Linked DNA regions of Mus musculus: region 1 is linked to region 2. Evidence: chromatin contacts called from ENCODE Hi-C or POLR2A ChIA-PET data. All regions are on one chromosome and are shown on one strand. The core of a region is the stretch at or near the end of the contact, and the rest is flanking DNA. Distances in the headings are between cores, read along the strand shown.

Region 1 (4,517 bases), core at 1,042-3,541, 130 kb before region 2:
GCCAGAGCACAGCCCGTGGGGGTGTTCTTCAGATCTTGTCTACCTTTATTTTGAGACAGAGTCTCTCTCATTGGATTGGCACTCACCCAAGGCTAGCTTGGCTGGTCAATGACCCCAGGAAGCTAGCTCGCTACCTGTCGCTGCCTCCTCGGCTCTGGGATTATAAACGTGTGTTGCCACATGCCACAGCTTGGGTTTTGTTTTTTAATGTGAGTAGTAGGGCTTGAAATCAGGTCCTCTTGCTTGCCAGACAAGCACTTTAATGGCAGCCATTTCTTAGGCCCGGGGAAGATTTCTTTGTTCATGCTCTGTAAAGGGAGTTGTTCTGTTTTCTGCTTAAAACTGATAAGCATAAACACATCACAATTGAGTGTCTATACTTCAGTAAGTCTTGTCACATGTCCACCAGGCTCTAGGTACTCACAAGTTCTCCCAAGCACCTGTCTCCATTTCCAGCACCTCTGCTATTCATCATCTGGATTATTTCTACCTGTCAGGGCATGGTTGAATGTGTTCCTCTTCATACAACCCTCTGACTCTGTCTCATGCCCTTCTCAGTTCCAAGATGAAATGAGTCTCTCTCCCAGTGTCCCCACAGTCTCATTGCATATGGCTGATCATTCAGCTCTAGGGGAGACAGGCAGTGTACTGTAACATGCTGAGGGCTCTGACAGAGAATATAATGACTTGAACAAGAGACGTTCCCTCACAGGCTCATGTATTTGGATGCTTGGTCCCCAGTAGGTGGTACTGTTCGGGCAGATCGTGGGACTTTTAGGAGGTAGAGCCTGGCTAAAGATGGGCTTTGAAAGTTTATAGTGTTACGCTACTTCTCTATCTATCTGTCTGTCTGTCTGCCTGTCTGTCTGTCCCTCCATCTTTGCTCTTTGTGCATGGTTGAAGTGTGATCAGCCAGCTTCTTCCTACCCTGCTTTTCCCACCATTATGAACATCTAGCTTTCTTAAACCCTAAGCCAAAAGAAACCCTTCCTTTTTTTTTTGTTTTGTTTTGCTTTGTTTTGTTTTTAGAGACATGTTTTCTCTGTGTAGCCCTGGCTGTCCTGTAACTCACTCTGCAGACCAGGCTGGCCTTGAACTCAGAAATCTGCCTGCCTCTGCCTCCCGGGTGCTGGGATTCAAGGTGTGCGCCACCACTGCCTGGCAAGAAACCCTTCCTTAGGTCACTGTGTCCCTGGTATTTCAGTGCAGTAACAGAAACATAACTAACACCGAGAATGATACAGAAACTCTGGAAAGCCAAAGAAGGTCATGCTGGAACCTGGGTTATCGGAGGAACATTGGCAGAATAGTGAGTTCAAGGACATGTTGTGGGAAGACCTTTGAGAGAAGATCTGCACAGGAGCGTGGAGAGCCCAGAACACACGAGGTGTTGAATAAAACCAAGGCTTTCGTTCAAAGCTCTTTCTAAAGAGATTCAAAGCTCGGTTAGAGTAAAGTGTGGAAAATCTCTCTCCCTTGGGAACTGAAGATCGGAGGCCACCATGCAGTAAGTATTGAGCAAGCACCTGCCATGTGGTTAGTGCAGTGTGGGATGCCGTGGTGCTCCAGCTGTCGGTAGAAGCAGGTGCTTTTGAAGGAAGCATATGATTCTATTAGAGAAATGGGACTGTCACTTACAATTGACAGAAATATGAATGAGCAGCACATGTAGCCTTAGAGATTGTGCACATTAAACTGTGCAAAGAGAATGGACTCACTCTTGGGCAAGAAACCAGACAGCACCTATCCAAAGACTGTGTTAAAGCATTTCCCCAACTCTACTGCCCCACTTTTCAGGACAGCACATCCCAACCTGTTTGTAGTGTAGGCATTAATTTACTTAGCCAAACAAATTTCCACCTTAGTTGAATTACTTCTTTGAGACAAGCAGTGAGGGGGAAGAGCCTTACCCAGTAACATATCAGGGATCCAGAATGGACAAGCCCTCGCCTAGCAAAGACAGAACACTGGAATCAGTGAGATGGAATGGGTGGACATCTGAGATGCTATTGTCCTTAGGCAGCTGAGTAGCCGTCCTTGAACTTCTGTAAGCACAGCCTTACCTGCCACACATACCTCTGGACTAAACTCATGGTACATTCTCTGCTTCTGATACACTGACCTGAGTCTTATGCTATGTGCTTCGCAAGTGAGGGGCACAGAGATGGGTCTAGTGTGGACACCTCTCACCCCACGCTCAGCCCCAGATTCCCTTTTCAGGCAGAGGGAAGCTTGGGCTGAGTCATCTCAGTGATGAATGTTGTAGTCACTCTAGGGAGGTGTCCCCAGCTGCCCTGCTGGAGGGCAACCAAGTGAGTAACCCTGCTGATATCACATGGTACTGGAATGGCGCTGGCTTGTGGCTGTGCCAAGCTCATGGCCATGAACGAGGCTGTTCAGTGAACTCTCACACCCCAGAGGGGGTTAGGGTTCTGCCTTGGGGGATCTTATAGATCCAGCAGCTTGCAGAAGAGTTGCTTATGACCCAGTAGAAACTGACGGTGACACAGTAAGACAGTTCCCAGAGAAATTTAGGGGAAAGAAAAAATGCTGCCTGGGAATTTCTACTCCTCTCCCTAGACAATTGCCCTTTTCCCCACATTTCCTTGACCTCCTTAACACAGCTGTGGCTGACGTAGAAGTGCCAGCAGCGTTCCTACCCAGAGCAGAGTGGGGAAATAACAGGCTTAGATTGATGAAAAGTCTCTGCATCACGTGACCAGAACTCTCCCTCCATGTTGGTCCCAGGTACTGGATTCTGAATGCTCTGTATAGGAGATGCAGCCCCCGTGCTGTAAGCAGGCTCACTCCGAGGGAACTTTATTTCCATCTCTTGTATTAGTGATAGTGACATTTGGTTATTTGCTCTGGTCTTCAGACTGTTCTATCAACTCGATCTTCCATGTCATGAAACTCTCGCTCACGTTTCCGAATCTTCTATATGCTCACGTGCTTTTCCTTCTTCTTTTCTCCTTTCTCCACCTCTCCATTCTTTCTCCCTTTCCCAAGTTAGAAATTTTATTGACATTATTTTAATAGAGGCTTGAGCATGAGGAGTAACGGAGGTGCTAAGAGGAAAGTCAGGCATGTTTTCTTTCATTAGCCACCACATGGAATAGTCTGTGTGTACTCCTCTCTCTGTGTGTGTCCTCCTTCACACCATTATTTCCCATAGCCTTTGTATGGTTAAGGGATCAGGTTAGAACCAGAATTTTTATGCTAAGAGACAGGCATCAGTAGGAGGTCATAGGAGATCACTTGTCCCAGTGTTCTGTCAGGTAGCAGCCTAGAGGTTGCCATTTCCATCATAAGGTCATTCTCATCTCTAGTGTTACCTGTAAAGGCCAAGACTGTCCTGGCTCAGAGGTTGGGGAGTGGGAAGCAGGAAGCCCTGGGTGTTAGAGGGACGATACATTAGGATGTGTTTTGGTAAACATGGCTTTGACTTTGTAAAGTCAAAAATAAGGAAAGTCCCTTTCCTTGTTTCCTTTTTTGTTTTGTTTTTTGGGGGGACATGGTTTCTCTGTATATCCCTGGCTGTCCTGGAACTCACTCTGTAGACCAGGCTGGCCTCGAACTCAGAAATCTGCCTGCCTCTGCCTCCCACGTGCTGGGATTAAAGGTGTGCACCACCACGCCCAGCCTCCTCGTTTCCTTTTTCAACCATTTCAACCATTTTAACCATAAATCCTCCTGTATGTTCTGGACAGCTTATTGATCCAGGACAACGTGTGTATGAACTACTTATCTTACAGATGGGTAGATGATGACTATAGTCAACAGGCAATTGGTAATAGAATGTGATTTAGGAGATTAGATCTTCTGATCTTCTGCCAGAGAACCTTCCAGAACAGAAAACATATCTAAAGCCTCTCTCACACATGCACACTTACACCAGGGATACATGGTTTGATTGATACACACAATATTTTGATGTGGGAGGGAGGAAACCCGGGTTCCCCGTCAGCCCCAAAGAGCTCTGAGGGGAGCCATTTTTCTCAGCTGCAACAGAATCAAAAATGTGGTCACCTTCCAAAGATGACTTCCAGCAGTTCTCTAAGCGCCACAATTCTGAAATCCTGAATTCCTAGAACTAAGAAAATTGTCACAGATCAAAGAAGACCATAGTCTTGGGTTATTTCTGTCTTTCCAGGTGCTAGCTGCCTGCTTCTGGAAAGGCCATAGCAGTATTTTCTAGGTTCCTCTCTGTAAGTAGTTATAATAGAAAGTAACACCAAATATCCTATTTGAACATGACCATGGATCCCCAAATATCCCATGACATCACTTTGTAACTAGCTGCTCAAGGAAATAACCCAGAAGTGGAAACATAGTTTGGCAGTAAGCTTGACTTTCACCACCTGATGTTCTGCTCCAATGATCTACTATCTGATACTATCCCACCTGGGCAGTTCACCCATTAACTTTCACTAAAATACTGGTACAATGGAATGAATGAATCACTCTGGTCCTGGATCACCTACGTAAGTGAATAATTGTAGAGGAAATGGGACTCA
Region 2 (4,476 bases), core at 950-3,449:
AACAAAGTCACAGACCAGCATAAGTGCACTACGTGGCCCAAGGGCAGTAAAGAGGCTTTACTCTTTCTCTGGGACAAAAACTAAACAGCAAGGTGTTCCTGGGTATCCGATTGTGTTCATGGCCCTTTGCTGACTGACTGATCCCATACATTTAAACTTAAGGGCTAAGTTTTAGAAAGTATTTTTACATTATGACTCCAAATTAGTAATTGAAATCACCTCCCTTGGCACAAAAGCATCCTGGAGTAGTGAGTGGAAAAACCTACCTGGAATCTGACTTCTTTGAGTATAGCTACTCAAACTGCTGCCTAATTTAAAAAGCCTCCGGATCTTTAGCATATGTTAATGGCTGGTAATTACCATGCATATGTTAATGACATGGAAATTACTCAATGCTTCGGGTTTGATTGATGAGTAATTTTGTCAGTTTTCCCAATTTTTCAGCCTGGATGACAGACTTTTAGTTAACAGAATTACTATAACTTATTAGTCTGAAACTATAATAATCATCTCATTAAATGAGTTACATTTCTTTCTCACATTGCCGGCATCAGGCTTTGTGAATCACAATTTACAGGTTGTCAGTACCTTTAGACAGAGGCTCCTCCAGCCTAAAGCAAACACAACCTTCCCAAAGCCTTCGGTCAATAGAGAACCTCGCTCTACTATACCCCAACCACTTCCACAAGCATCTTTTCATCTTTTTCGGAGCAAGGACGGGAGTTTGCTGTTTACAAATGTACACAGTGATGAACACAGCAAATGTGGCTGGACAGACAAGCATCAGACCTAATACCTAGAACTCAAACCGTAAATGGGAACCCCAGCAGTAAATATTCAGGGATATAGATAACCTACAAAAGTGCTCTGGGAAATTCTTTTCTGGGTTCCACGGAAAATGCGCACAGCCTACCTCCTCCACTAGCCTGATCCTGCTAATCCTCAAAGATCTAAGGACCAAAGGGTGCGACCTGGACACTCGTGTGCAGACATTCGGGTGTGGGTGCTGTGTATTTGGGTGTGTAGACAGAATGGGGCTAAAGAAAATCCTTTTCCAACCCCAGTGTGCACTTGTGTAGAAGTGCTCAACTCAAGGGAGATCATGCTGAATCGACAGAGCTAGTCAGCGAAGGTGATGATGGTTGGACACCTTATGATCCTAGATCAACAGCAATGGTGAATGTCTGGGGCCTAAAGCAAACGCCTCCCATCATTAAGGACATCTGAACCTGCCACGGAGCTGATAATGTTTTATTCCACTTCAATTACTTCACATTTTGGTCTTCCTCTCTGAGGGGGTAGGGAGGTATAAAAAGCTCTATTGCTTTAGGATTCTTTAACGCAACTTCATCACAGTTCATCTGGGCTTTTCCACTCCTTTGAATTCCAGGGTCATTCTTCTGTACCTTCCCTGATATTTTTCTGGCAAGGCGCTAGCAGGCTTGCTCAGCTTCCCACTTCTCTTCACCGGTGACATACCCCGACCAGTAGTGACCCCTCTGATGGACAAAGTTCGGGGAATCGGGAGAGCTGGCGTGGGCCCTTCCATGCTCCTCAAGCGCCGCTCATTCTGGCTGTTCAACCCGAGCTCTGGCTCCTTCCCGCCGGCGCTTGCTGTTCCAGGCTGGCGCTCCTTGGCTCGCCGAGGGCCCTGCGCCACTGAGGGCCGGGGGCGGCCCAGCACCGGGGGGCGGATGGACTGCGGGCTCCAAAACATCGCACAGGGGGAGGTGGCCGCGGGAGAAGCGGGGACCGCGTTGGGAGGAGGTCGGTGCCTGGGCTGCGGGGCTTGTGGGGCGTTCGGAGGGCCCGGCCACGCCCAGCTCTGCGGGACGGCGCCCACGCTGCCCTTCAACACCGGCCCCCAGTGGCTGCTCTCACAGAGCCAGGCGTCCTCCTCCGAGTAGCTCTCCGGAGTGCCGCCTTCGGGATCGGAGTCGGGCTCCTGAGAACAGGTTGGGGACGGCGGAGGAGTGACAGGGTCACGGAAGTAGGGGAACAAGAGCACGGCGCGCAGCCGCCGCGCGGGAGAGCAGTAGGGCAGCCGGAGGGGCAGCGACATCTGCGGGCCGGGCCAAGCGGGGCTGCGGGGAGGCCGGCCCTGTGCACGCTCACGTCCCGCGCGGCGCAGCCACAGCCATGGAGGGACCCGGCTTCGAGTCGTCTCCGGCCTGGGGAAAGTTGGATGGACACTCCACCTGGAGTCAAAAGGCGGAATGGAGACCCCGCGAGGCTGATGTCCTCAACAGGGGGCGGGGGAGGGTCAGAAGAACCAGTTTCAGCCGGAGCGACCAGAGCAAGCCATTGACACTTCAGTCCCAGGAAGGGTTAACCGCGTCCTGCTGCCTAGGTTTACATGTAAATAGAGAGCCGCTGCTCCAAGCGGGCCCGGGCTAGCACTTTTAAGTTTTTGATTGGTTGCCAATGACATCACCACCCGCGCGTTCTAACACACCAAACCCACTAGCGGGTCCGAGCCGGCCTCCCTCCCAAGGCGAGGCCTCGCCCCTTTCTCCGCCCTCCTCGGCTTCTTATTGGTCAGAGACCACTGTGATGTAGCGGGCGGCAGCCTCTGGGTCTTCATTGGCGTATCGCGCCGTCGCTCGGAGGCAACCCCGCCCCCTCCAAAGCTTACATTTACGCTGTAGCAAAAGAGAAAGTAACTCTGTGTTGCTGCTGGGGATCAATGAAGCTGAGTGAATGGGGGCGCACTGCGCGAGCGCATAGCTGGAGCGGGCGCCAGATGGTAGAGGGCTACGCTTATTGATGAAGTAAGTGGAAGACATCACGGGTCACTCAGAGCCGGAGGGTGGAGGGTTCCGTGTGTGTGTGTGTGTGTATGTGTGTGTGTGTGTGTGTGTGTGTGTGTGTGTGTGTGTGAGTGAGAGAGAGAGAGACAGAGACAGAGAGACAGAGAGAGAGAGAGACAGAGACAGTGTCAGAGAGACAGAGACGGACCTACGTCAGGTAAGGAAGATCCTAAGGTTTAGTCTTTTGGCTCTGCTTGCCCTGGGATGAAGAGGGGAAATGAGTTTTGGTTTGGTTAAGATGCTTTATGGCAGTTTTCAAAGCCCAAGGCTTTGCTCATGATGCTCAGTGGTGGCACGGAATAGGGATGCTACGTGCCCCAGGAGTGGGGAAGGAGCATTCTTTAAGCACTTGGTTTTTCTTCAGTCCCTGTTAGTGGTGGAAGGAAGATTAGCGAGAAAGGGGGTAGGGGGTTCGTGCTATTTTTGTGGGAGGTTTCCCGGGCCAGACTGGCTTTGGAGCTATCTGCTGCAAGGATGCAGATCTCAGTGCGCTCTGTGCCCGTGTGTGAGCAGCAGCACAGTGAAGAGGTACCGGTCCCAGCCTGTGTCTCTGGAAAGTCGTTCCCGGGTTCTCCTCCTAGGGAATAGGCTACTAATCCTGGATGTCCCCTTACCAGGTAGCAAAATAGCAAAGACTTTGACTGCATTCATGTTCCAGCTGGGACACAGTTAACAGTTTTTGGAATAGTACTCGCTCTGAAAAAAAAAATACTACGCAAGGGAGAGGGAAGGAGGGAGGGAGGGGAGGGGAGGGGAGGGAGGGAGGGAGGCAGGCAGAAGGTTTGATCCTTTGCTCCCAACCAAAGGTGGGTGAGAGAAACCCGAGTCAGTGGGGATATGCCTACACGGGTGGGGACGTGCTCCTGGGTGCGCGTGTGTGGATTTTGCTGGTGACACTTTGGCTCGGTCTCAGAGAACAGTTACGGTCATGAATAGACCGATGATCCTTGATGTTTTTCCAGTCAGCTCTTAAAGTTCGTTTAGATGAGTGGCTCTTGCTTGGGGTTTGATTTCTCTAGTAGAGGAGTCAGAATTGCTATGTTATAGGGTGGCCTTGTGCCTACCGGGAGGAGGAAAGTGATCCATTGCAGGCACCCTTGGAGGAGGCAAAGGCAGCCCCCGTGGGCTCTAGGTCTGAGCTTCCCAATTAGCCTAACTGTGGTAAAGGGACGAGTGAGGTTGCCCTCTTGGAATCCACACTGTTTCCAAGAAGAATATCAGTATAGGGTTGAAACATTTTTTACAAAGTTGCCACTCCAGTGGAGATGCAAAGTCTGTCTGTATGACCAGATGAAACACATGCTCTTTTTTGCTTAGGGGCACAGCATAGAGAAGTGTAAGGATGAGTGGGGTCACAGAGGAACGGGCCATGGGTCAGCCTGGGGTGGGGTTCCTAGATCTGACTCCTTGGAAACTTGGTTTCTGGATAGTTATTCGTAGTGTAAGTGTGTGTGTGTGTGTGTGTGTGTGTGTGTGTGTGTGGTAATGGCTTGATTTGATTTGGAAGAGTCTAATGTGAGCTCTGAATAGGATGACGTTGAGCTTTTCAAAGGACCCACCAGAATGGAAAGGAAGATTAGCTCCTAGCCATGGAGGCTGACTTAGGGAGACACATTCCTTCTGATATGCAGAAGGTTAACATCCAGCCCCCATGTAAATATAGCTA

The links. A loop is a pair of places that touch in the nucleus more often than their neighbours do. ChIA-PET counts read pairs that join two places held with the same protein, here RNA polymerase II (POLR2A).
Region 1: a loop to region 2 is called in a map of heart, with 2.4 times the contacts of the local background. The contact joins the enhancer-like site here to the promoter of 1700056E22Rik in region 2. A Hi-C loop is called at or near these places in 1 of 37 maps with a recorded cell type or tissue (heart). POLR2A ChIA-PET finds 5 or more read pairs at or near these places in 1 of 5 experiments (Patski).

The regions. Positions count from the first base shown.
Region 1 is chr1:183,903,234-183,907,750 of GRCm38, forward strand. No RefSeq gene overlaps it. Among named protein-coding and RNA genes, the nearest start is that of Gm34130, 32 kb to the right of the region's middle. Within about 2 kb of position 2,292, at least 1 of the 3 ENCODE cell types and tissues checked has a DNase peak (open chromatin) inside an H3K27ac peak, as active enhancers do.
Region 2 is chr1:184,031,799-184,036,274 of GRCm38, forward strand. It overlaps 1700056E22Rik (RIKEN cDNA 1700056E22 gene), which reads right to left and starts at 2,200. Exons shown (of 1, transcript NM_028516.1): 1 at 1,234-2,200. The coding sequence starts at 2,062. The coding sequence ends at 1,358. Dusp10 (dual specificity phosphatase 10) reads left to right here and starts at 2,583. Exons shown (of 4, transcript NM_022019.6): 1 at 2,583-2,771.